Linked DNA regions of Mus musculus: region 2 is linked to region 1. Evidence: chromatin loops called from intact Hi-C (ENCODE). Cell type or tissue: heart. All regions are shown on one strand. Links, peaks and the distances in the headings refer to the core of each region. The heading gives the core; the rest is flanking DNA. Region 1 overlaps Epb41l3 (erythrocyte membrane protein band 4.1 like 3). Region 2 has its middle 7.5 kb from the start of Epb41l3.

Region 1 (11,986 bases), core at 1,445-9,444:
TTCAAGTCCTCCCCACCCCACGAGAATGCTAAGCATATTCTAGGGTTCAAGACATGGCTTTTAAATCATGTTAAAACACTGGTCCAGGTGATGCTGAAAGATACAGTATGGAGGTCCCTGCAGCTCTCCCTTGCCTTACGCCAACCAGCCTGATATTTTATACTGGTGTTCTACTCCTGGTAATGGTACCACGTGGCATTTCCGTCTTCTGATTTAACTATTTGGGATTTTATTTCCCTGGTTGTATTTGCTTTTAGCGTCAGTGAGTGAAAACCATGAAATATACATGAAGGATTCTGTGTCTGCTGCAGAGGTTGGTACAGGCCAGTACGCCACAACAAAGGGCATCTCTCAGACCAACTTGATCACCACTGTGACTCCAGAGAAAAAGGCTGAAGAGGAGCGCGTGGAGGAAGAAGACAGAAGGAAGAAGGCTGAGGAAGCCACACCTGTCACAGCCCTCCGGCACGAGGGAAAGGTACAGCTCCCGGCTGCCTTCCAGAGCTGCCCCCCCCCCCGGCTCTTAGCAACAGCTCAGTCTCTCTGAGACGGTCGACCAGGAGTGCACTAAGGTGGAGGAGCATCCAGACTCCAGCACTGGTCATGTTCATGTCAGATTTTATATTATCATTATTATTATTATCATTATTATTATTATTATTATATTATTTCAGCACTTTTCTCTAAAAGTTGTTTCCTTAAAAACTTTTTGGAAAATTCTAACAAGGAGTGTGTTTTGCAAGACTTTCAGCAGCTGTTCCGTATGGATCTCTTTAAGAATGTTCTGGGATAGCGCAGTGCGTTTTCCTGCTGGGACTCAACAGTTTATGACTGTCCCTAAAGCTAATGAATGTTTCTGGCCTCACTCTCCTCTCTAAGTATGGTATGCTTTCTTAGACATTAAGGAAACCCATATTTATTTTCTAAGGACATGTACCCCGAGTGACCACAACCTGAGTATTTATAGCGCATCTCTCAGTCCTCTATAATGCAATCTGCAAAGGGGTGACTATGTGTTGAAATTAGACAGGCAAGCCCATGTTGCGGTGAAGGAGAAAAGCCGATGTGTCATAATAGCAGTCTCCACTCACTGCCTTTCATGAGGTCAACTTACCTCCCAAACTACATTTTACATATTGGTTTTTAGTGTCTGATTGATTTCTAATGATTTAGTATTATAGCAGCTTGCTAGCAAAACAGTTTCAAACTTAACATATGTGGGAGGCTCATGCATAGCAAAAATGGAAACGAGAACCTCCTATAACATACTGGGCACACACAGAGAAAGGAGTCCCACAGAGAGGGTCACACACACAGAGAGAAAGGGAGCAACAGAGAGAGGGGCACTGAGAGAGGCATGGAATATGATCCACCTTCTTAGTTTCCTAGTTATCTTGAAACGCACATGCGTTTGATTCCCTGGTGATTTTTTTTTTTTTTTGCATACAAATATTCCTTTTTAAAAAAGTGCATAGGACCGCATGGGGCTGCTTCCCATAAAGTCCAACAGCCTCCTAAGCAGTACTTCTTCAGGTAATTGATGTCTGCTCCGAGGATGTGTCTTGGTGGTGAAGAGCTGGCCTGGCATGCGTGGTTACCTGAGTTTAATATCCAAGACCTCAAAAATCTAAGCTGAATAAACAAATACACACTCTCTGTTGTAGACAAATGGATTTCAGATCACCCCCATGGCTCATTCGTTTTTTTTCCTGATTGGAACGGATCCTTTGTTTTCCAAACATGAAAATCAGCACAGAGTCAGAAGTGGCAGCCAGCAGGACCCTCTGGGTCACTTCTGCTGTCCAAATGTGCTTTGTTCTAAACCCGACCTTTATGTTGTTCTCCCCAGTTAAGCCAAGGTCAGGTCTTATTCCCGGGATCAGTTCTTAGGAGTGGGAAGGGGAGAGAAGCCACCAGAAGTGTAAACAAGTAGGGTTCTCCCATTGGATTGTTTCAAACTCTCCTGAGATTACCAATTGCCAACAGAGAGAAAGGATTTTACATTTTCTTCCAAAGTAGTTCCAGGCTTTCTCCCTTTCTCCTGTCTTCTACACCCCGTGATCCTCACACACAGGCTCACACAGCACCCATCCATCTTGCCCTGTGCCATCGCTGTTCCCCGGGGAAACGAGGTACAGAGAGAACCACGGCCCTCATAACCCAGTCCCCTGGAAGACAGCCTTTCAGCAGCACCTTCTGAGAGGCTATAGCTGAGATCCAGTGCTGCCTGCCTGTTCCCCCACTGCAAAGCTGTCTTCCCAAAAGCCTTTCAATACATAGCACAGACGATTAAACCAGAATTTCTTTCTTTTCCCTCTTCAAATAGCTACATGGAGGATGCTTTCTTTTGAACCAAAATGAAAATTCACGGCTGGAAATAATGTTTAAAAGGCTGTTTCCCAGACTGCCTGGAGCAGGGCATATTGCTGCAGCCGATGACCCTCCTGGGCCAGCGCCTCGCTGCCTCGGGAGAGTCGCCTTCAGTGAAGAGCCTGCTTTAACATCTGCATTATCCTCAGCTGAATGAGCTTTGTGCAGGTCCCTGTTTAGGATGCAATGTTCAGTGTCAAGTGTGAGTGTCCGAGAAACATTTCAGAGGCTGACATATCCAGATCAACTTTTATCTGGGCCATTGTCTCCCTCCCTGGCACCCCAGATGTGATTTGATTTGTACATTTTCTTCCCGTGTGTCGCTATATTTAATCACATCGCTCTAAGTCTGGATTTGATAACCACCACTAAGCAGGCTGAGTAATTGTATGTATGCTCTCAAGATGCTAGGTAACACTTAGACACACGCGTGCGCGCGCGCACACATACACACACACACAGACACACACACACACACACACACACACACACACACACACACACACACGGAGGCAGGGTGGCTGAAGAAAGCTATCTCAGCAGGGTGTGGTGGCGCATGCCTTTAATCCCAGCACTTGGGAGGCAGAGGCAGATGGATTTCTGAGTTCGAGGCCAGCCTGGTCTACAGAGTGAGTTCCAGGACAGCCAGGTCTACACAGAGAAACCCTGTCTCGAAAAAACAAAAACAAAAACAAAAACAAAAAAGCTATCTCAGGCTCCACAGGCCCTGGTCTGGAATGTATCCTGCTATACAGTTCTGGCCATAGAGACTGCAGGGAATGGAGTGGATTCTCCAAGCTCATAAAGGCAGGAACTCATGGAGAACACTTCAGTGGATATGCATGCTTTATCACTGTGTGAAGGAGTCAAACGTCAGCTGTAAACATACCCTTTATCTGCTCAGAGAAATAGGAAGGCTAAGAAATTCCATCGTTTCACTCTTTGTAGACCATATGTGGCAGAGACCAAACACATAAGAAACCACAGTACAGGAAACCAGAAACCTGTTCGCTTTGCTGGTTAGCTTCCTTAAACCATGATAAGAACGGAGATCCTGTTTAGCAGCATAGATAAAGAAGCCACAGATGGGTGGCTCGGTGGAACCTCAGTTCTCTGTGGGGAGCCAGAGACCCTGAAGTACACTGCTGACGCCCTCATCCCATTGATAACAGCTTTCAGACAGGAGTGGGGCCAGAAACTTCCTGTTTAGTAACCCACATGTTTGGGGTATAATTGGCTAACCAAAAAAAAAAAAAAAAAAAAAGGAAGATAACTAGAGAATTTTTGAGCACAGTCAAAATTTAAATTGTATTTCATTTTCATTTCTTATCCAGCTGGGCTCTGGGCTGGTCTGTTACCTGGAGATCTGGACGATGTTATTGAAAGTCTTGGTGTTTGTTTATTAGAGTTGTCCAGCCTTAAAGCATGTTGCTGCGGGGATTCTCCACAGTGAATTCTGTCCTGAGTTTTGACATCTCAGCCTCTGTATGACAGTCTACTGGGAGAGCTCTTAGTCCTCCTCAGGGTCGCCGATGACTTTAAAGCTCTTGTTTTTACGAGATTTTATGTTAATGCCCATGAGAAAGTTGACTAATTGCACTTTTCTTTTTGTTCTTTTGCATCCATGTTTACCGCTTCCTGTCTTCCTCCATCTCTCTCACATCAGTCACCACCCGGGCATGGCGCTGCTGACTCATGTCCCCCATCACCCCCATCAGCCCATCCTGACCCTCCCCCTCCCACAGAGCTCCGCAGGAGGTGTAAGGAGAAGGAAAGGGCTGAGCCATCCTCCTTGGAGTCTGAGGCCCAGGGCAAGGCCTACTTAGGGGACCAAGATGTGGCGTTCAGTTACAGGCAGCCAGCTGGCAAAGGCACCACGCTCTTTTCCTTCTCCTTGCAGCTCCCAGAGTCATTCCCCTCGCTCCTGGACGAGGATGGGTACCTCTCTTTCCCCAACCTGTCTGAAACCAACCTCCTGCCCCAGAGCTGGCAGCACTTCCTGCCCATCCGCTCACCCTCCCTCCTCCCCTGCTTCCTATTCATCTTCTTCTTCCTGCTGTCTGCCTCCTTCTCAGTACCATACGCCCTCACTCTCTCCTTCCCTCTGGCGCTGTGCCTCTGCTACCTGGAGCCCAAGGCGGCCTCCTTGAGCGCCTCCCTAGACAATGACCCGAGTGACAGTTCAGAGGAAGAGGTGTGTACCTCAGCATAGAGCACTTTCCCTGTTCCGTGCTTCAGTCCAAACCAGTGTTAGCTGGCTGCAGCCATTAGTGGTCCTACTTTCAGAGCCTCATTTATTGTGTATGCCACCATGTTGAGGGTTTCTGTGTTGGGGAGTCCAAGCCAGGCCCCAGGGTTAGGCACAACACAATGTGGGATGTAGCAGCCTGTGGCCAGCTAGTGAATTCTGCTACCCTCTGAGTCCTACATGGGCTAAGGACTCAGCCAGAATTCCATTTCGAATAACTCATTCACTACAGGGAGTTCACATCTTAGTTACAGGTTCTGCTCGGCCATCATCATGTAAATTAAATCTTAGAATACAAATAAGTAGCTTTCCACCGAAATAAGATGCAGAAACGGAGTTGCCAAGTGATTGTGTTAGGCATGAGATAGCGTCATGTCCAAGAAGCATCCCCAGATTGTCCCTACAATCCAGGATGCTTCCACGGTCTAGGAGCCCCCAAGCTTGCCCAGTCCCACAAGACAAGCAGTTTATGTGACAGGAGACGAGCCATTCACTCCTTGTGTGAGAAGAAAATCACAAAGTCGAGGCAGAGAGAGGGGTTGCAGGGTAGACAGTCATGCAGTTCCATGGTTAGTTAAAAAGTCATAATCTGGCCTGCCCTTGTTAGTACGTGGAGCTGCCAAGATGTGATAGCACCTATATTTAGTGGCAGCATGACTGTTTCTGAGCAGCAAAGGGGGAAGCACGAACAGTCTCGCTGGCCTTTTAAAGGGGAGTCTAGGCTTTGCAATTCATTGCTGCCTGAGAGTCCTTTTCCATGCCCTGGGTGTGTATGCATAAATAGATAACCATATTCTGCTGCAGCAAGCTTTGGGAACCACTTTCAACCTTAGGCTTTTAATATAACTTTTTCACAGTGGCAACGTTATCAAATAGTATATAGAATATGCTGCCGTTGGGGATAGAACATTATCTACAAAGGCATTGATGGGTTTCTAACATGGGAATTCCCTTTTGCTCTCTCAGCAGAGGAGTGAGTCCACAAGATGACGCCTGGCCTGTGCTTTTGCTAAATTCTGAATTACTGTTTGAAGGCTTCTAGTGCTAACCACACAGATCTTGTGCCTAATCCAGGGTTTACATCTTGTCGGAGTTGGTGCATGAGAGCTAATGTTAAATTGGGCATGTCGCATTACATCAGCAAAGCAAATCACAGCAGCCCTGTTTATAAGCCAGTGGGTACACATGAGGAGCTCCTCAGGCCCCTGTCCTTAGTACTGCCAACTCTGGGAACGAGTCAGCACTCTCCAGAGCAGCCTTCCCCTTGACTCCAGCCTCCTGGAGCCCCTGATAGAGCTTCTGCCACCAGGCACTGAGTCAAGCCATCTGTTCATTGTTGACTCTCAACCCCGGGTGTTGAGAGTCACCAACATTTGGGTCACCGCATTTCTTAAAATGCCATTTGCTACATGGCTTGTTTTATTCCGTGGGCCTCACCTGACTCCTTAAAATGCAGTCCATCTCTGCCACATTTGTTTTTCAGAATCACTAATGACAGCGATCCTCCTGTCTGTTGAGAGTTAATCAATTACTGCCTTTCTCCAAAGCAAAACCCAGCACACAAACAATCCATCATTTCAAATAATGGAGCCGATGGCCTCACAGTTTTACTCTTAGCTTTCAGAACGGTGGAATATGAGGCAGAAAATCAAATCGCCTTCCATGAAACCCAAGTCTACCATGACATAGGTTATGATACTATATGAGTTTCTGAGTAGTTCCTTATAGTACAAAGAAAAGAGATAATTATTCAAATATGTAAGGAAAAAATAATTCACCAACTGGTTTACAACTTTAAATTGTGTAAAGATAGTGTTGTATAATATAGTTCATAACACTCTGCCCTAGAGCTTTGTGTCATCAAAGGTATATGGCATATATTACTAATAATATACAGTATAAATAACGGCTGCTGCCAAAACCACTTTATTCAATTACTATTAATTCTGTTGATAGACTGGACTGTAAAGTAGGAATTTCAGAGTCTACAGATGAGTTTTTAAATACAGGTCTGATCATATCGACCACTCTGTCTTTGAACTTTTGGTTCACATGCCTCGTTAGGGCATATGCCCTGCCCCGAGGTTGTGAGGCAATTTAGATATGGCCAACAAACATGTGATACCTACGAAAATTAGAATAATAATAACTAACAATATATTGTATTTTAGTTTCTCATTGGTGACTTTTCAATTCTGTGTGGCAGGAATTCCATAAAGCACTTGACATCCCTTATGCAATGTAGCTACAGCTGTAACTAGCTCCATTTTCAAAAACAAAAAAAATGAGTTAGACTATGAAATATGACCAACGTGTCCCAGGCTTGAACGGCGAGAATTTGAGTATCTTTAATCCGACAACTCCTCACTCTTGCCTGTGACAAATTCTTGTGCTAAGAGGTTGAAGAGGTTGAAGAGTTCATAAGATAAAATATAAAATCATAAGAAAGCACCTTCGGGTAGGAAGAGGGTTTCCTCAGTAACGTTAGATGGGGCCAACAGGGCTAATTACAATTCCAGACATAGTGAATCTGGTCTTCTCCAAGGCCTAAACTGTCTTCCAGTTAGTCTGACTTTTGTACTATCCCAAAACGTCCTTCCCCCAGCTCTCAGTTGTGGAGACCCCGGGATCACCACAGGCACACCTTACTCCTGTCAGAGAGTTAGCAGACACACCTGTGTCCCACTTTTTGAACTGAAGTTGATCAGGCCATGAAAACTCTGTTGAAATTTTGTACTCCATTTTTCAGGCACACCTGCCAAGTGTGCAGTTCAATTCCTTTGTTTTAGGAAATCTGTAAAACCAAAGCCTGAGATGGTACAAGTAACTCTCCTGACCAGAGATAGGTCAAGAGAGAAAAAAAGCAGCTCTGGCCACCATTGTTCACATCCCTTTTAGGTAAGAGCTGTATTTAGAGCACAACTCTACAGCCTCCGGTTCAGATACTCGCTTTCAAAATATCAGCCACAGCCAGGCGTGGTGGCGCACGCCTTTAATCCCAGCACTCGAGAGGAAGAGGCAGGCGGATTTCTGAGTTCAAGGCCAGCCTGGTCTACAGAGTGAGTTCCAGGACAGCCAGGGCTACACAGAGAAACCCTGTCACAAAAAAAAAAAAAAAAAAAAAAAAAAAAAAAAAAAAAATCAGCCACAAGACTTTGACTGAGAGAAATTTACTAGCTGGTTGAAATCCGTGGATGAAAAAAATCAGTTTGTGTTTGACGGCTCATCTTCTTAAGAGGATGTAGTGTCTGTTTTAAACCATAGACTCCTTTAAACACATAAAAACACATAGACCTTAAAAGTGGGCCCAGACATGGCTCTCTCCATCCCCCAGAGTCCTCAGTTCTACCCAATGCTGTGCTTTGTTTTATGTGTCTCTAACCACGTCTCTTGTTCTCTCTCTCTCTCTCTCTTCAATTATTATTGCTATCATTTGCATCCATTTGAATGGTACTTTTGCGATGAGATGTTTAAATGCATACCCGACTATACCTCCTGAATGGGGCAAAGTGACTAGGGCTGCTACCCATTAGTAATGCTACTTGAAAATTAAGTTATGTTTTCTATATAAAATATATACCCGTGAATCACCAGTGCGTGTGCCGATCATTAATTGGTAACGCAGACAACCTGGTGGTCATAGCGGGTGCAAATGATCCAATAGAATAAATGAGGGGCTGAAAGTACAATGACCGTTACAGTAGCTATTAGCAGAAATCTAAACTCACTTACTTTTCTGATGTGGCAATCCTAGAGTGAAATATGTATATGTTGAACCTCCATTTGATTGGTTTTAAGTATTTTTAGGAGAGCTCTTAGAGGCATCAGTAGAAAGGGGGTTGGGAGGCGGGGACAACTTGAAGTTCTGCACTGTAAACGCAGGCAGGTCAGGGTGGCCCACTGTGCGTGTGCCTCGGGTCTTGACCTTGGAGGGGCTCTGCTGAAGACCCCAAGCTCGGCCTCTCCTTTGCTTCGCTCATACCCGTGCCCCCGTGGGAAGGTAGGATGCCACAGATCCCAGAGAAAGAGCGTGAATGGTCCCACCTGTGCGCTTTGTCTAACCAGACCGGTTTGTTTTCTATCCCTGCTTTCTCCTTGGATCTGATTTCTTCTGTGATCCACAGACTGACAGTGAACGGACAGACACTGCAGCTGATGGAGAGACCAGTGCCACGGAGGTGAGGATAAAGTCCAAACATGGGCAGAAGGTTCCTAGCACGTATGCGCTGGGGGTGACTCCCACTGAAAAGAAATGCTGGCTTTGGGCAGAAACCAGATTTTGTTGTTGTTGTTGTTACCATTTTTTTTAAAAGAATTATTTATTTAAGTGTATGAGTACTCTGTCTTCAGACACACCAGAAGAGGGTGTCAGATCCCATTACAGATGGTTGTGAGCCACCATGTGAGTGCTGGGAATTAACTCAGGACCTCAGGAAGAGCAGCCAATGCTCTTAACTGCACTTTTAGTTTTCAGTTTGTTTGTTCTCATCTAAGCCAGTGGGCCTCAAACCCCCACTTCCATCAGAGTGATCTGAATGACCCTCTCTTCCTGCTTCTGGCTCTAAAGGGCTGAGGCAAGATGGAGATTTGTAGTTCTAACTGGTTCCCAATGTCTGGACTCTTGGTCTTGGGATTACATTTTGAGAAACTGTTATCTAACTGACAGTACCTTAAAGACAAAAGTGGACCAGGCGGGGAGGAAAGAGAGGTAGACAGTGATTCTCCTGTCTCAGATAGGAGTCTGTGTATACTAGCAGCCATGACAGATGAGGACGAAGATTCATGGGTAATTGAATTAGCTTATTGGCTGGATACAGATATATTTTTAAATCCCCGGTGGCCATCTAATACTTATTAAAGTAATACTTAACACATTTTCGAGCCCTTGGCTATCACACAAGTCACTCCCAGGAAATGAATTCCTTAAAGAAAGGAAACCAGCAACTCTACTACTTGTAAAAAGTACATTCAGACAGAATCCTATTATTCCTCCTGTGTGTGACCTGTTCTTAAAAATCTGCCCAGTTCGGAGCAATTAAGATACTATAAAATTGGGATTGGAGAGATGGTCCAGCAATTTGGAGTATATCCAAGCACCCACATCAGGCCACTCCCAGGGAGCCCGAAGCTTGTGGCCTGTACGGGCATCTGAACTCATGTGTACACCCTCACACACATACACATATGGCTGAAACATCTAAATATTTTTTAAATACAGTAAGAACATTATAGAGGAAGGAAATTAAGGTGCTCACTGCTCACAATGCAGAATGAATTTATTTTACCTGGTGACAAAGTTTACTTTAAGCCATGTGCTATTTTTTTAATGTAATTCAATAATGACCATACTTTCTAGTTGAGTTTTTGAGAAGAATTAAAAATGCCATGTTATCTCTATATATCACTTAACTGAAGATGTCTTCAGGAAAAAAAAAAACAAAAACAAAAACAACATTATTTCCTAGTGGTGCTTTATAGGGTTTCTTCCTTTAGAAATGCCACAGCTTATAAATCTTATCCTAAAGTAAAAGACTTTAGCGTAACACCATTTTGCAGATTCTCTTCAGCTGCCATAACTAAGTGTACAGGTTAGTCATTTTCATTGCCAAATAAAACTATACTTTGGATTGTAAGAGATAGTTGTCAATAGCCACAGGCTGTTACATTCAGTAGATAGCATGCAGTTGTAAGTAGCCACAGACTAGTTTATTCACTGGATACCTTCCAAATCTGGTCTACACTGGAAATAAACAATAATTCAGCAATAATGCCTTAAATCTCTATGGCAGTTTTTAAATTTGTTACACAGCATTAAAGCAAGTGAATATATGTATGTAGTCTGGTATGCTGTGGAGCCTAGGATGAGATAGAGTTGGGACCCAACACATTTAAGAACCAGCGTGTCACCTGTATTGCCTTGGTGTCTGGTTGCCTTTGTGAACATATTCCCTTCCCTTCATGTCACCAGCATTACTACACTAAAAGGATATGTAGAGAAAGCACCTTGATCCCATTGTCTGATAAGACATTTAAGACCACGTAAGATGTGCCTGTATGTAACTGTAATCCCAACACTTGGGAAGCCGAGACAAAATATGTGACCAGCCAAGCGATATAGCAAGACTCCATCTCAACAAAAAACCAAACCAAAACAAAACAAAGTGCTGAGCCTTAAACAGACTGACTGTTTCACCTATGGTGGCTTACTTACAACTTTATTCTCATCAGTAGTTTGACTCTGGGTCTTACAAGGACCCAAAGACCAGGCTCAGATCAGAGTTCTGTGGTGAGAAACAGCTATACCATGCTTGCCAACAGGCAGTGGCTTGCTTGCCCAGAGACTAGTACTTAGATATCAGACCAAGAAAAAGCTAGGCCCTTAAAACTGGGAAAGGGAGAATAATGAATTGGCTGTGGGATGTTTTTGATAGGTCTATTTTAATTAAAAAATAAATTTACCCTGTGTTCATTTTAAAGAAAGATACAATAGTGTTGTTGGTGATGACTGATTTTGTTCATACTTCCTTTTCGAGTAAATCAGTACTTTCCCCTCTAAAACTTGTTTATGTGTCAGTGCTTAGTTGGGTTGGCGGGTTCATAGCTGCAATCCCAGCACTTCATAGGCAGAAGTTGGTGCTCTTATCACAAGAACAAAGTGGGGACTGGAGACATGGCTCAGTGGCTAAGCATCCTGGCTGCTCTTCCACAGGACTCAGGTTTGATTCTCAGCATCCACACGGTAGCTCATGACCATCTGTGACTGCAGTTCCAGAGGATCCAACGCCCTCGTGTAGCCTCTGCAGGCACCAGGCACACAAGTGGTGCACAGACCTACATGCAGACAAAACACTAATACACTAGAATAAAAAAAATAATAATAATTTAAAAAGCAAAGTGTGTAAGTACAAGGAAGTCAGAATTCCACGTGGCTTTGGCATGCAGGACACGCTTACTAAGCTCTTCCAGCTGCAGTCCTGTGGTCCACAGAAAGTTGAAAGAGCTGACATATAATCCCTGCAAGGCCCTGCATATAGATGGCCTGACATTATCCTGTCATGATAGCCATCCTTAGAAACTGTGAACTGACTCCCCAACTTCCAGACTCCAAAATCTCTGCTAATGTTCAGTTAAGGACAGCCTGCCAAGCCCTCTCTGCCCCTTTCCAAGGCACATGCCTCTGCCTTTCAAACTCCTGAGCAAGGAATCCATTACCGCTCTGTTCTTCACGGAGCCTCATCCACGTGTGAGCATTACGCTTGGTGTCTAAGATAGCATTGCATCTGCGTACCAGAGACCTGTCCTGCACACAGGTCTTGTGTGTAGACCACAGGTCTTCAACCGTAGCGTGAATCCCTTGGTAAGTCTCTA
Region 2 (11,986 bases), core at 1,957-9,956, 120 kb before region 1:
GTTAATGAAGGAGGAAGTGCCCTGTCAAATAGTCCCCAAATGCACAAGTGCAGTGGTAGCCTTAGAAAAGCAAAGTGGACACACTCCATGAGGTATGGCCTTCATGACATTGAAAAAGCAGATGTCTATGAGGTTCTGCTGACTGGAGTGAAGGAAGGAAGCACTCAGCATTGGAGAATGCTGTCTTTGCTACAAGGAGGGCAGGACGTGGAGACTGGAGGCCTAAGTGAGAGCATCTCTTTTGTAACCAGAGAACTCATTCATGTGAGGAGAAACTGGACAGGAGACCAGAGGAGAAAGTGGTACAGCTCAGGTCTGGATATGAGCAGACCCAGAGTGTCCCAGGGAAAGTCTGAAGGCCTTGGTCCTGGCCATGCATGCTGAGAGGGTTGGAGAGAAGAAAGTTATAGGAAGACATCTGTTTTAGTTGGAGATACAATCGCTGTGATAAAACACCAGAAACAAAATCAAATCGGGAAGGAAAGGGTCTGATTCATCTTACATTTCCAGGTGTATCACAGAGGAAAATCAGGCCAGGAGGGTGGAAGCAGGAATTGATGCCAGAGCCCTGGATGAGTGCTACTCACTGGCTCGCTGCTTGTGGCTGGCTCAGCTTGCTTTCTGATAGAACCCAGGACCACCAGCCCAGAAGTGACTCCACCCACAATGGGCGGGACCCACCCTACCACACCAATTGCTTATTTTTAAAAATGCCCTACAGGCTTGCCTACAGCCAGGTCGTATGGAGGTATATTCTCTACGGCAAGTCCCTCTTGCCAAATGCCTCTAGTGTGTGTCAAGGCGACAAACTACACCTGAGTTTCAAACTTGCATGACCCAGGATTAGTGACTTTTCTTCTCTCTCTGCTCTCACCATGTATGGCACCTGGTTTGAGGACTTTTTTTTCCTCTTTATCATCCATGTGCTAGGCTTATTACGCAGGAAAACGGTAGTGAGTGTGCGCAAGTCCTTCAGAGTTGGTGGACTATCTGTGAAGACTGAGGAGTTATGATATATGACACCAAGCCATCTTCCAACATGCTTGAAGCAGGCTGGTTGTAAGTGATAAATCTAGAAAGTGATAAGAAAGTGAGGCCCGAAAAGTGGAGTGTCCTCTTAGAAGAAAAGGCTGGGGATCGGAATGCAGATGCATGAATGGCCTGGTTTGGAATCTGGCTCAGAACCATGGGGCCAAACCTTAACTCAAAACCACATGGGAAGAGATCCTTCAAGCTTCAAATGGCAGGCTCTACCTTGGGTCTTTCCTAAGCATGCCAGGGACAGTGAAATGAAGTGAGCTGTTTTACAGGAGCCCATGAAGTGAGTGAACTTAAGGACAAAAAGTGGGTCACAATTTCTTTTACTTCAGCAGCCTCTTTTTAAAACCATGACCCACTTGACCATTTCTAAATCTTTATAGGTATCACCATGGCAACCATTGATATGAAAACTAATATTAGCTCGGACAATTCTGCCTCAGATGATCTGATATTTTTCCACTGCTGTGGTCATCTCCACGGTCTGTGCACATGAGCAAAGACGGTCCCCTCCAATCCTTTCATTGCTGTCTTTTGTCCTGAGGAGATAAGTGCTTGTCAAATGCCCCAGTTGTTACAGAATGGCCCAGTGGCTTGTGCACAGGGCGTCTACACATTCAGTATATAAGATCTGCTCATCTCTGGGTGTGTAGTGAAGGACCCGGCAGGTAGCACCTGGGTTATCTATGGAGCAAGGCTGGGGTACTTCTAAGGATGATTGGCTGGAAGCAATGTATAGTAGCCCTGTCTACCCTCAGCTTCTCTTGTAAGGCTTAGGTTACCCCTAGTTAATAGGAAAAGGATTACTAGAGGGTAGTAAGCTATTGAGAGAGAGAGAGAGAGAGAGAGAGAGAGAGAGAGAGAGAGAGAGAGAGGTGAACAGGCTCCATTTGCATTTTTATTACACTGTATTCTTATACTTTAATTTTGTTATTGCCCATCTCTTACTTTGTCTAATGTGTAAATTAAATTTCACCACAGTTAAATTTACAGGAACGATAGCTTATATTGGGCTCAATTCTTACTCTGGTTTCAGTGTGTATCATATGTTTCTCCTACAGCTAAATAGATGTTTCCTATGTGTCCCATATAGCTCTGCACACACTTGTATCATACATCAACAGTTACCATTGTATTTAGTTTCTCCCTTTTGAATCGTCAGTGTCTCATCTCAGTCCTGGGCATCACACCGCCACAATTATATTCTTTCCATTCTTAGAGTCACCACTCTCAGAGTGCCATATTTTATAATCTTGCCTCATTCATCCATCCATCCATCCATCCATCCACCCACCCACCCACCCACCCACTCACCCATCACTCCCTCCCTCTCTCCATTCAGTAAGCAAACACACTGAATACCTGTAGGAGTGAGCATTTCTTCACTGTTACCAAAAACCTGAAGCACCGACAAAGGACCAGTAAAGCTGCCTGGTGAGACCCAGTCAGTTCCCTTTATCACTGCAGTGACACAGTATCTAACAACAGCTGCTCAGGGAAGGAAGACTTACTTTGGTTTCTTGAAGGTACAGTCCATCATGGCAGGGAAGGCACGGCACCACACAGGTGGATACATTGTATCCGCAGTTGTGGAACGGAGAGACTGTTCAGCTATGTTGTCCTTTCTCTAGAGTCTGGGACACCAGCTCCTGGGTTGGTGGCACCCACACTGAGTGGGTCTTCTCTCTCCAGTCAAGACTACTTAGAAATAACTTTAGAGTCCTAGACAGAGGTGTGTGTTTCCTTGGTCAATGTAAGCCCAGTGGAGTTGACACTTAAGATTATTCATGACATGTCCACATTGTATTAAATTTCTCCTAATTGAAACTTTTGTAATACATTCCAAGTGTGTACCACATAGGGAGAATGTTCCCATATACCACTTATGCTCATCCTCCAGCCACAATAATTTACTTCAGCTGCTACAGGAAGTTTCTCACAGGACTCTTCTGTGGATACACAGTTCAGAAGCACTGCTCTAATCTAATTAAACAGAAAATGTAAGGAGGTTTTAAGGGATGATGATGTTGAGAAAAGTCAAAATCTGAAGCCTATAGATCCTAACATTATCTAGTATTCTGCCTATCAACTATAATGGTACTCATAAGAATGTAATGTGTACATATATGCTCCTTGAAGCTTAACAATCATACACTTTAGGAACCAACATTGTGATGCCTCGGAAGGATCCAGTTAAAAAAAAAAAAAACAAACTTTCAGGTTTTCCATTCTGAGTATTTATGCCTTGACTTTAAACACTATCACATCCTGCCACCTAAGTTGACTTGGTAAAGCCTGGCTCTGAGCAACAGTAAGTTGAGCAAATCAGATTGGTTGGAGGGTCTGAGAGGTCCTTCTCAATGAAGAGGAAGGGGGATGTCTTTAGACCCCTAGAGGAGAACACCACCACAATGTCACATGTATCTCCACCTATAATAGGCAAAGCTTGCAGGGTTTTCACCAAATAACGTGTACAGGTATCGCCAATAACTCGGACTCCAAGTCACTGTTGCAGATAGCGTGAGAATGCACGAGAAGCCCCATTCCTGGGTGACAGACTCTTGAAGAACACATTCATCTCTGTATTGGATAACGTTTTATGGATGTTCTTGCCCAAATACCCTGTAGCCAGAGGAGTCCCTTAGAGCATTAACAGGTAGTGGCTGGTGTATCCTTAAATGCCACAGCCGCAGGATCAGCCCCTGATCACGTTGCAACCATGATTCATCCTCACTTACTGAGCCAAATCTTAATTCTTTGATGTGGCCTGAACAAGGAGAACATTACTGGCACCGCACACTATGTCTTAACACATAGAGGTATAAAATTAGACCTTGATTTCTAATGCTTATGGGTCCTTTCATAAAACCAAAGAGTGCTTTAAACTGATGTATAAACACAAGGTTCATAGAGAAAAACCATTATCATGTTGATTTGAAAGCATTGTTTCATGAAAATTCTGTGTGCTACGTTTTTGGAGAGAAAGTTGTAACCTCTCATCAGTTTACCTAACTTCGTCACTGGTTAGCATGAGAAATGCCTCTTTGGGTACATCAACCCAACATATGTGTGTGTGTGTGTGTGTGTGTGTGTGTATGTATGTATAGTGTGTGTGTATGTATAGTGTGTGTGTATGGATGTGGTATGTGTGTGTGTGTGTGTGTGTGTGTATGTATAGTATTACTCTAGGTAAATCTATCTCTCGGGTTTCAGTCAGTCAAATGCCAGACTTATCCCAAATTGCCAGAAACGAGTCCTTGATTGCCCGTCTCAATGTGGCACCTCTTGGTAATTCTGTAAAGATGTTTCCTGTGCTTGGAAATTAAGGTGAGCGATGTACCATTATTGCAATCTTCAATAAATGGCCTTCTAATGCAATTATTGCTGGGGCTGGGAACAGAACAATCTCTCATTGTTATTTATTGCTGTACTTACTGCTAATGAACTGCTGTTGCAGGCTGATGCATCCAAGGACAAGATCCAAGCAATAGCTCTTCTGGAAAATGTGAACTGACTGAGTAGTGTGGATGCTGTGGGCATAGCTCATCTCTGGGTCTTAATGAGGCTCTTTCACTCCAGATTGTGTGTCTTTGTGTGTATATGTGGTGTGTATGTGTGTGTGCATGTGTGTATGTGGTGTATGTATGTATGTATGTATGTATGTATGTGGGGTGTGTCCATGTGTGTGTGTGTGTGTGTGTGTGTGTGTGTGTGTGTGTATGTATAGTGTGTGTGTATGGATGTGGTATGTGTGTGTGTATGTATGTATAGTGTGTGTGTATGTATGTGGTATGTATGTGTGTCGTGTGTGTGTGTGTGTGTGTGTGTGTGTGTGTGTGTGTGTGCTGTAGGCATAGCTCATCTTTGGGTCTTAATGAGGGTGTTCCAGTCCAGATAGTGTGTGTGTGTGTGTGTGTGTGAGTTCATATGAGTATGCAAAGTTCTTACACTTTGTGCTCTTTTATGTTTCTGTGAAACATCAGTCACCTATGGGGACCCCCATGGACATTTCTCTGGCCATCCACATCAGTGGTTGTCAAGATTAAGTGATTTATAATCACTCAAGTGAACTGTTACCCAACATCTGATTTGCATAGTCTGGGCTGCTACCCAAAAACATTTCATTATTAGTCATATGTCAGACTCAAGGTGGTCTCACATAAATGCTGTGATTATGTTTGGTCCTGAGACACAAACAGATCAGAAAGTGGTTTGTGCACAACTGAGTTTGGGAAACTCTGATATTCTTCCCAATCTCTACCATCTGGAAACAAGTCTTCAATATTCAGATGCATCCCTGATACATCTTGATGAGGGCAGAAGCAACCAGGTTGTTTTGAAATGCCCCGAAAATTGATGTCAAGTATGACACAGAAATCCTGTACATCATTTTCATTGATTCTGAGAGCATTCTAGAAGTGGTGTGTTATAATGAAATCACATTTTCAGGGTGGGCCCATACCGGACAAGAACAGGCAGTGAGCAGGGGACGGGGAGAAAGTCCAGGACATCAGGAACCAATTAAGACACAAAGCTGACTCTCTTTTAAGCCACCGTTGCAGGCTTGCCTAAAGAGGGCAATGTAAACCCAAAGGTGGCTGGCAAGTCAGCAGGCCAGCTGCTGGATGCCTCTTGCTCCTCAATCCTCCATTAACTATTGATGGCCACTGAAAGAAATAGAATTGGTGATGAGGAGCATTGACAACTTCATGAGAGTTGTGGAGGCTTGCTGGTGTTGTTATTGTGTCTTTGTGGCAAGGGTAGAAAAAAATGATTAAAAACCTTAAGCCTCTCAGAACAGTTTGATGCAAGTCATCTGTATGGGAGTTGAATTCAGTAAACACATATTACCATCTTCCATTCTTAATATTTCCTAAATAGAGAATTCCCAGGAGTAAAACATTCTGCGTGTATTTATTTTATTTGGAAATGGAATTAAATTGCACATTTCTAACTCCCATCTCTTACATTTTACAGTTTCATTCTTTATACTATATACCAGACCCTCAAATAGAAAACACTCACAAAGGATTCTTATGATCTAAGAGAGGAATAAAATTATTGAGTATTTCAGTTCTACAAAAGAACTAGGTGTTAAAATAACTCTTACCATTGTATTGTTAGAAGTTACTTTATTTAAAAGGACTGAGACCTAGCTCTAACATTCAGAGAAATCAAATTATAAGGGTGTGTTTTAATCAAGTGAAACACTAGGTGTACTGACCCAACTTTCAGCTTCTGTAAGTATGGAGGAAAGGAGACAAGTACGGAATTCTACAGTTAATGCTGTATTAGCCTATCAAAGCTTGCTCCTTTGCAAATGCTCACATTTTTTTTGGTACACTTTGTGTTGCATTTGTAGATGTTGGTGGTTTTAGAATCATGCCTTCCATCTGTGTTACGCATCTATCCCGTCTCCACACTGATCAATGCACACAATCACGATGGAGCCAGCATCTGGAAGCATTAATGAGCTACAAGCTTAGCGTTATTCTGAATATTTAGACACTAGGAACTCTTAAATGAATTCCCATTTCAGAAGGAGGTGCTTGTTGCTTTTGAATTATGCATTCACCCTTGGATTGCTTATTCACGGTCTCCGGTAATGCTGTGACTAAAGACCTGTGCCCTGATTTCAAGGATTTGATATGCGATTCAGGTGCCCGGCATTCCTATGAAGGCAAAGCAGGCCTCGACTGGTCTCTTCAAAGGCCGTTAACATGTTACTAAGCCTGCAGCTTAAATTGAACAACTGAGAACAAATGGTGTGTTTGCCTAACGAAGCAGCACGTCTGGGGTTTGCTCCAACTCCAGTCTTCCTTCCTCTTCATGTCTGAAAGACCTGCAGACAGGGTCAACAGTCAGATTCCCATCATGTTTTCTGCTATCTTGTTCATGAAGCTGACAAATGTTGCTGCCAAGGCAACCTGAAAATTCTGTTTGCTTTAACTTGGGTATCAAGTGGGAGCAATCACTGTTGTTCAGGTGGTGGAGGGCTGTGAGTACCAAGGAATCGGCCTTATACTGCTGCTTGCATGTGGACAGAGTTTTGTGGGGAACCCTGCCTCTTCATTTTGTATCTGAGATAAGCTGCATTCCTACACCATGGATTGAATTCCTGCCTGGTTGTTGGCCTTCAGTGATACATATTATGTGCAGTAAAGCAATTATAGGAAGCATAAAAATAACATGTTATAGAGCAAGCCTGACTGTATAGGAGGAGAACGGGATGGGTATCCTGAGACCTGGGCTGCCGAGACGGAACCTTTCCCTGCATTTTGTAGACATCCACATTTGCAGAACATCCCATGAAATACAAACCCGAATTCTCCTGTAAAATGGCCACCAGCTCTGAGACAATGTGAAAGGCTTTTAGTTGGGAGCGTTGCTGTACATCTCAGTCAGAAATAGACTTAACAAAACCACTATTCTGTAACTTGTTGGAGAAGCAGTTTCTGCGTTAGAAAAGTGAGGGCTACCCTGAGGTCTGAGCTGCTTCATCTGCAGTAGTGAAAGGGATTTGTGAAGAATTCAAGCAAATCCAGCTGTGGTTGATCCAGCTGTGATTGATAGTATCATTTTTTACTCAAACTTTTATTGTCTACTATTTCTCCCTCTCCTTTCTATATGGAAGGATTGGACATTTTATTGTCCAGTGATTGTTAGATGGGCTATTAATATATTACTCTTACTTGGTCGGTATTAGGTATGATATGTTATTTGTAGGTGGATGTGTGCTTGTGCATGTGTGTGTGCCTGTGGAGACCAGAGGTCAACTTTGAGTGTTGTTCCTTATATGCCTGCTCTACCTTGCTTTGTGAGATAAGAGTCTTTGATAGGCCTGGAAGTCACCCATGATTCTAGCTGTTTCTCCTTCAAGTCCTGTCTCTATCTTCAAAGTGCTGATAGTACCAGAATATGGCGCCACGACTGGATCTCTTATGTGGGTTTTGAGTGATCAAACTGCGGTCCCCATGCTTACAAAGTGAAAGACTCCAAGAGGAGCCCCTCGCTCAGGCCTCAGGACAATAGCGGACACCCAAGAACTCACGATAGACCAAGCTTGTTGCAAACCACATGAGGCTTTATTCGGGGAAAGCCAGAGCTCTGGGGACGACTCATATCCCACACATGGGGTAGAGGAGTCGACCTCGAGGGGAAAGAGGTCCCAGTTTTTATAGGCCCTCAGGGGGGAAAGGAGAAGGGGGAGAGTAGGGGATTTCCAGATCTAAACAATGTCTATTCTCAAGAAATGGGTATGGGAGGGGTACAAAGAAAGAGTCTAATGAGGGTGCAGCAATGGGCACACACCTGGTCAGAACATTGGCAGACACACAGGTTTGAGGAGTGGCCAGAGCATTGCGCACCTCTATTTTTCTAAATCAGTGAAGCTATTTCTGCTAACACTGACGTCTATCTTGCCAATTTCAGGGCTTCTGTGTCCTTTTACATTCTGCCAGGATCTTTCAAAAGCAAGCACTTAGCAGCTAGCTCCTCACCGAGTCCATGGTGCCTTTTGAACTTCATAGAATCCTAGAATATGGAAGCTTAAGGAGTTTGGAAAACACCCTGATGTTTTCCTACATAAGGTGTCTGAATCCTAGATGTAAAGAGGTAGCATAGGCCAATATTTGGCATCTATTCATTCATTTAGAAAAAAATGGGTTCTGACTTGCAATGTCCTCTGTGAGGCACTGTGGGAAGACAGAGATGACTACCAAGGGCTCCTGCAAGATAGTATTAAGGCAGGGCAGAGTGTTCAGTTGAGCACACGCGAGTTAAGTACTAAGAGAGCAATGATCTGCTCGTGAGTTGCCTGTTTTGGCATTTCTTTTCGTTCCGTATCTGTGTTAGATACACAAAAGTAGTAGCTGATAGTCTTGGTTGTGCCCAAAGGAAGTTAGAGCAACTGCTACCCAGCTTCCCATTTCAACTTGGTAAGGATGAGATGACTTGAGACAAGCCAGCCTAAAATTTGCCATGTAGCTGAGGAAGACTTGAATTATGCTCTTCCTGCCTGACCCCAGCTGGGTGCTGAGATTAGGGACCCAGCATATACTGCCTGGTGAAGTGTGTACAGTGCTGGGGATCGATCCTGGGGTGTCCTGCCTTCTAGGCAAGTTCTCTACCAATTGAGCTACCTCTGTAGCTCTTAATGCAGTCCTTGAACTTGCAGATTGTTAGGATAATTAGCTAGGCATTCCTAACTTTTCAAACAGAATACTTAGCATTCTACTGTTTTTCCCTCCTCCCTGGAGAGTAGTCACCCACATGCCACCCCTGATTTATCCACGAGGATTCATGAGTCATGGAGAGAACAGGCTGCGTTCAACTTTTTTTTTTTTTTTTTTAAATCGCAAAAACATTGCATCAAAATGAATGAAAGGCTCGGAGCCATCTGGGTCTCAAAGGATATTGCTGAGTTTGTGTTTGTTGTAAATGATATGGTTTGTTCTCGTCCATTTTCAAGGAAGGGACCTTCGTTGAAGGTGCATGCACGTGCACACGTGCACACGTGCACACACACACACACACACACACACTGCCTCCATTCATGGATTTATGAAACAGAGCCACAGATGTGCCCGTATGACAGGTACACATGTCTCAAAACTAACAAGTGGCCCTCATGCATATTAGATATTTGAACCCTTACATGTTGTTAGATGTAAAGAACTCTAGGTCTTTTTTACCTTTGGCTCCTGGGTCTGGACCATAGGCCCCTCCTCTCTGCAGCCTGGAATCTGCCTATCTACTCTACAGTCTATGCAGTGCCATAGATTCCCCCCCCCCCCCCACTATTCCATTCAAAATTTTAATTTCCAGAGCTGCACATCTAGAAAACACAGTCCCTAAACTCCATAGCAGACCAGTAACATAATTTCCTAACCTTCTCTCTCATAGGAGGTATCAAAGCCCCCTCCTCTCCAGCCAAGGCAACTGGATGTCCCCTCCCTTTCCTACTGACATTGTAGATACTCTAGATTCCCTGGCCAAGCCTCCCCATCTCCTCAGGCCTGCTCAGTGTAAGCCACCACTCATCCCTGCTGGGGACATTTATTTTACATCTTATCTGTGCCATCCATTAGTAAATTCAATCGTTTGTTAATCTCTTTCCCTCCTTTAATGAGTTTCAGCTTCAGGCCAGTGACTAGGTGATTTGAGAAAGGCCTTAGAAGCCTTAAAGAAATATGCCAGAGTGTCTTGAGCCCCAGAGAGTGTGAGATGGCCAGAGAACTAATCAAGTCAGGATCTCTCTCTCTCTCTCTCTCCCCGCCCCCCCCCCCCCCCCAGCTTAAGCTTTGTAGCTCCCAGGAAAGAGGGAGCTGCAGACAGACACAAAAACTAGTTATCATTCTAATTAACTCCGGTCTTCACTGTGAACTTAAATCTGGAGTCCTGAACCTCTGTTAACACACTTCCAATTTCAAAACGGGAGGATTGGGGGTAGGGAGAGGGGGAGATACTGCAGTCCCCAAGGCAATAGAGAACTCACCAGAAGGTCAAAAGAAAAGAGAGAGAGAGAGAGAGAGAGAGAGAGAGGGAGAGAGAGAGAAAGAGAGAGAGAGAGAGAGAGAGAGGAGCCACACTCCCCACGGGGATCTCTAAAGGGAGAGGAGGGGACCCAGAGGCCCTGCAATAATCCAAGTGTAAATCCAAAGGCTACTGCTCTCAGCAGCTGACTCGGTCGCGGTCCCCCAGAGCTAGGTTCTAGAGGACTGCTCAACCTAGGTGTCCTGAAGAACTGCAGCGGCCCCCTCCCCCGCGCGGGAGGGAAGCCAGGACGAGGTTGGCCCCCCTCGCTCGGAGTCTGGGCGTGGGCCCCGCCGCAGCTCCGCGGAGCCTCCGTGCCTCCTGCAAAGGGGGGCGGGGGAGCCCTGGGCTGCGGCTTCCTCCCGCGCGGAGTCTCCTGCGCACCGCCGAGCAGGACGCCAGCGCCAGCCCGGTCCCCACGCCGCGGCGCGCCCGGCCTTCCCGCCGCCCCCAGGTAACTTTTTCTGCCCTTGGCGGGCCGAAGGGCTCCGAGGGGGACTCGCTTCCAAGACGCGCGGGGCTTGGGGGGCCCCGGTGCGCTGCGCTGCGCCCGCCGACCTCGGCCTCCGCCCTGGGGGCCTCTCTCCGAGCTCCGGCCCCTGGGGGCGATCGGGCCCTGCGCCCCTCTCCAGCCATCGGCGCGGAACCCCGGGTTGGGACGCCATGTTCCGAGCGTGCGGGGCTTGGGGGGAAAAACACTGCGGCGCCAGGCCGGGGGCTGTGCGCGGGAGGGGTTGTGCGTCCCCGAGGCTGCGGCTGCCGCTGCGTCCGTGCCCCGGGCGGGCGCGGCGGGTCTCGGAGCATCCTGGCTCCACGGCGAGGCGGGCCGCTTTTACGTAACTTGCCTCTCCCTCGAGTGGCCGGCGACCTCGGGCCGGCTACTGGCCAGCCAGGTTGCCCCGGGCCTGGGCACCTGCCGGCCGCGCGCCCCTGGGACGGCTCCCTGCGCCGGGCGGGAACGCGCCCCGGCCTGCAGAGCCGAGCACTCGGCCGGGCGCGGCTCACCTGGCGCCCTCGGGACTGCGGGTCGCCTGGAGGGGTCGGGGTAGGGAGGCTGGGGACCGCAGGACTCCGGTCCCTGCTAGTTGCGGCTGGTGCACCCAGGCTCCTGCACCCGGGGGTGGGGGGAGGGCTTGCTTTTTCGGGTTCTCTCTCTAATCGCGCCCTACTCTTCCCCTTCCCCCTACCCCCTGCACCCGGTGCCAAGTTCACAGCTTCTGCAATGCGGTGGGTGTGGTTACCTCGCAGATTGTAAGTGTGGTCCTTCTGGTGGGAACATTCTTGCTTTCTTTCTCCTTTTAGATGTACTGATCTGAAGTTTTCTTGGGGGTCGGGGGGGGGGGGCGATTTACCTTCCCGTCTTTGCAGACCAGGGTTCAAGTTGGGAAGAGTGCTACAGAACAAATCGAATGAT

Evidence for each region. Hi-C counts contacts between places; a loop is a spot of excess contacts. Peaks named below come from ENCODE experiments on the same cell type or tissue, not always from the same donor. Only the 100,000 strongest peaks of a DNase experiment are listed, where the experiment ranks them.
Region 2: a loop joins it to region 1, with 2.1 times the contacts of the local background. A loop is called at or near these places in 5 of 42 quality-filtered maps.

What each region holds. Positions count from the first base shown.
Region 1 is chr17:69,261,869-69,273,854 of GRCm38, forward strand. It overlaps Epb41l3 (erythrocyte membrane protein band 4.1 like 3), which reads left to right. Exons shown (of 23, transcript NM_001355734.1): 12 at 258-478; 13 at 4,037-4,564; 14 at 8,743-8,796. Among named protein-coding and RNA genes, the nearest start is that of 2410021H03Rik, 9.3 kb to the right of the region's middle. In heart, for the core only: no CTCF peak of the experiment used is centred there; a DNase peak (open chromatin) is centred at 5,903; H3K27ac peaks cover 742 bases.
Region 2 is chr17:69,145,885-69,157,870 of GRCm38, forward strand. It overlaps a transcript of Epb41l3 not described here. Among named protein-coding and RNA genes, the nearest start is that of Epb41l3, 7.5 kb to the right of the region's middle. In heart, for the core only: a CTCF peak has its summit at 5,604 (motif pointing right); no DNase peak of the experiment used is centred there; H3K4me3 peaks cover 10 bases; H3K27ac peaks cover 13 bases.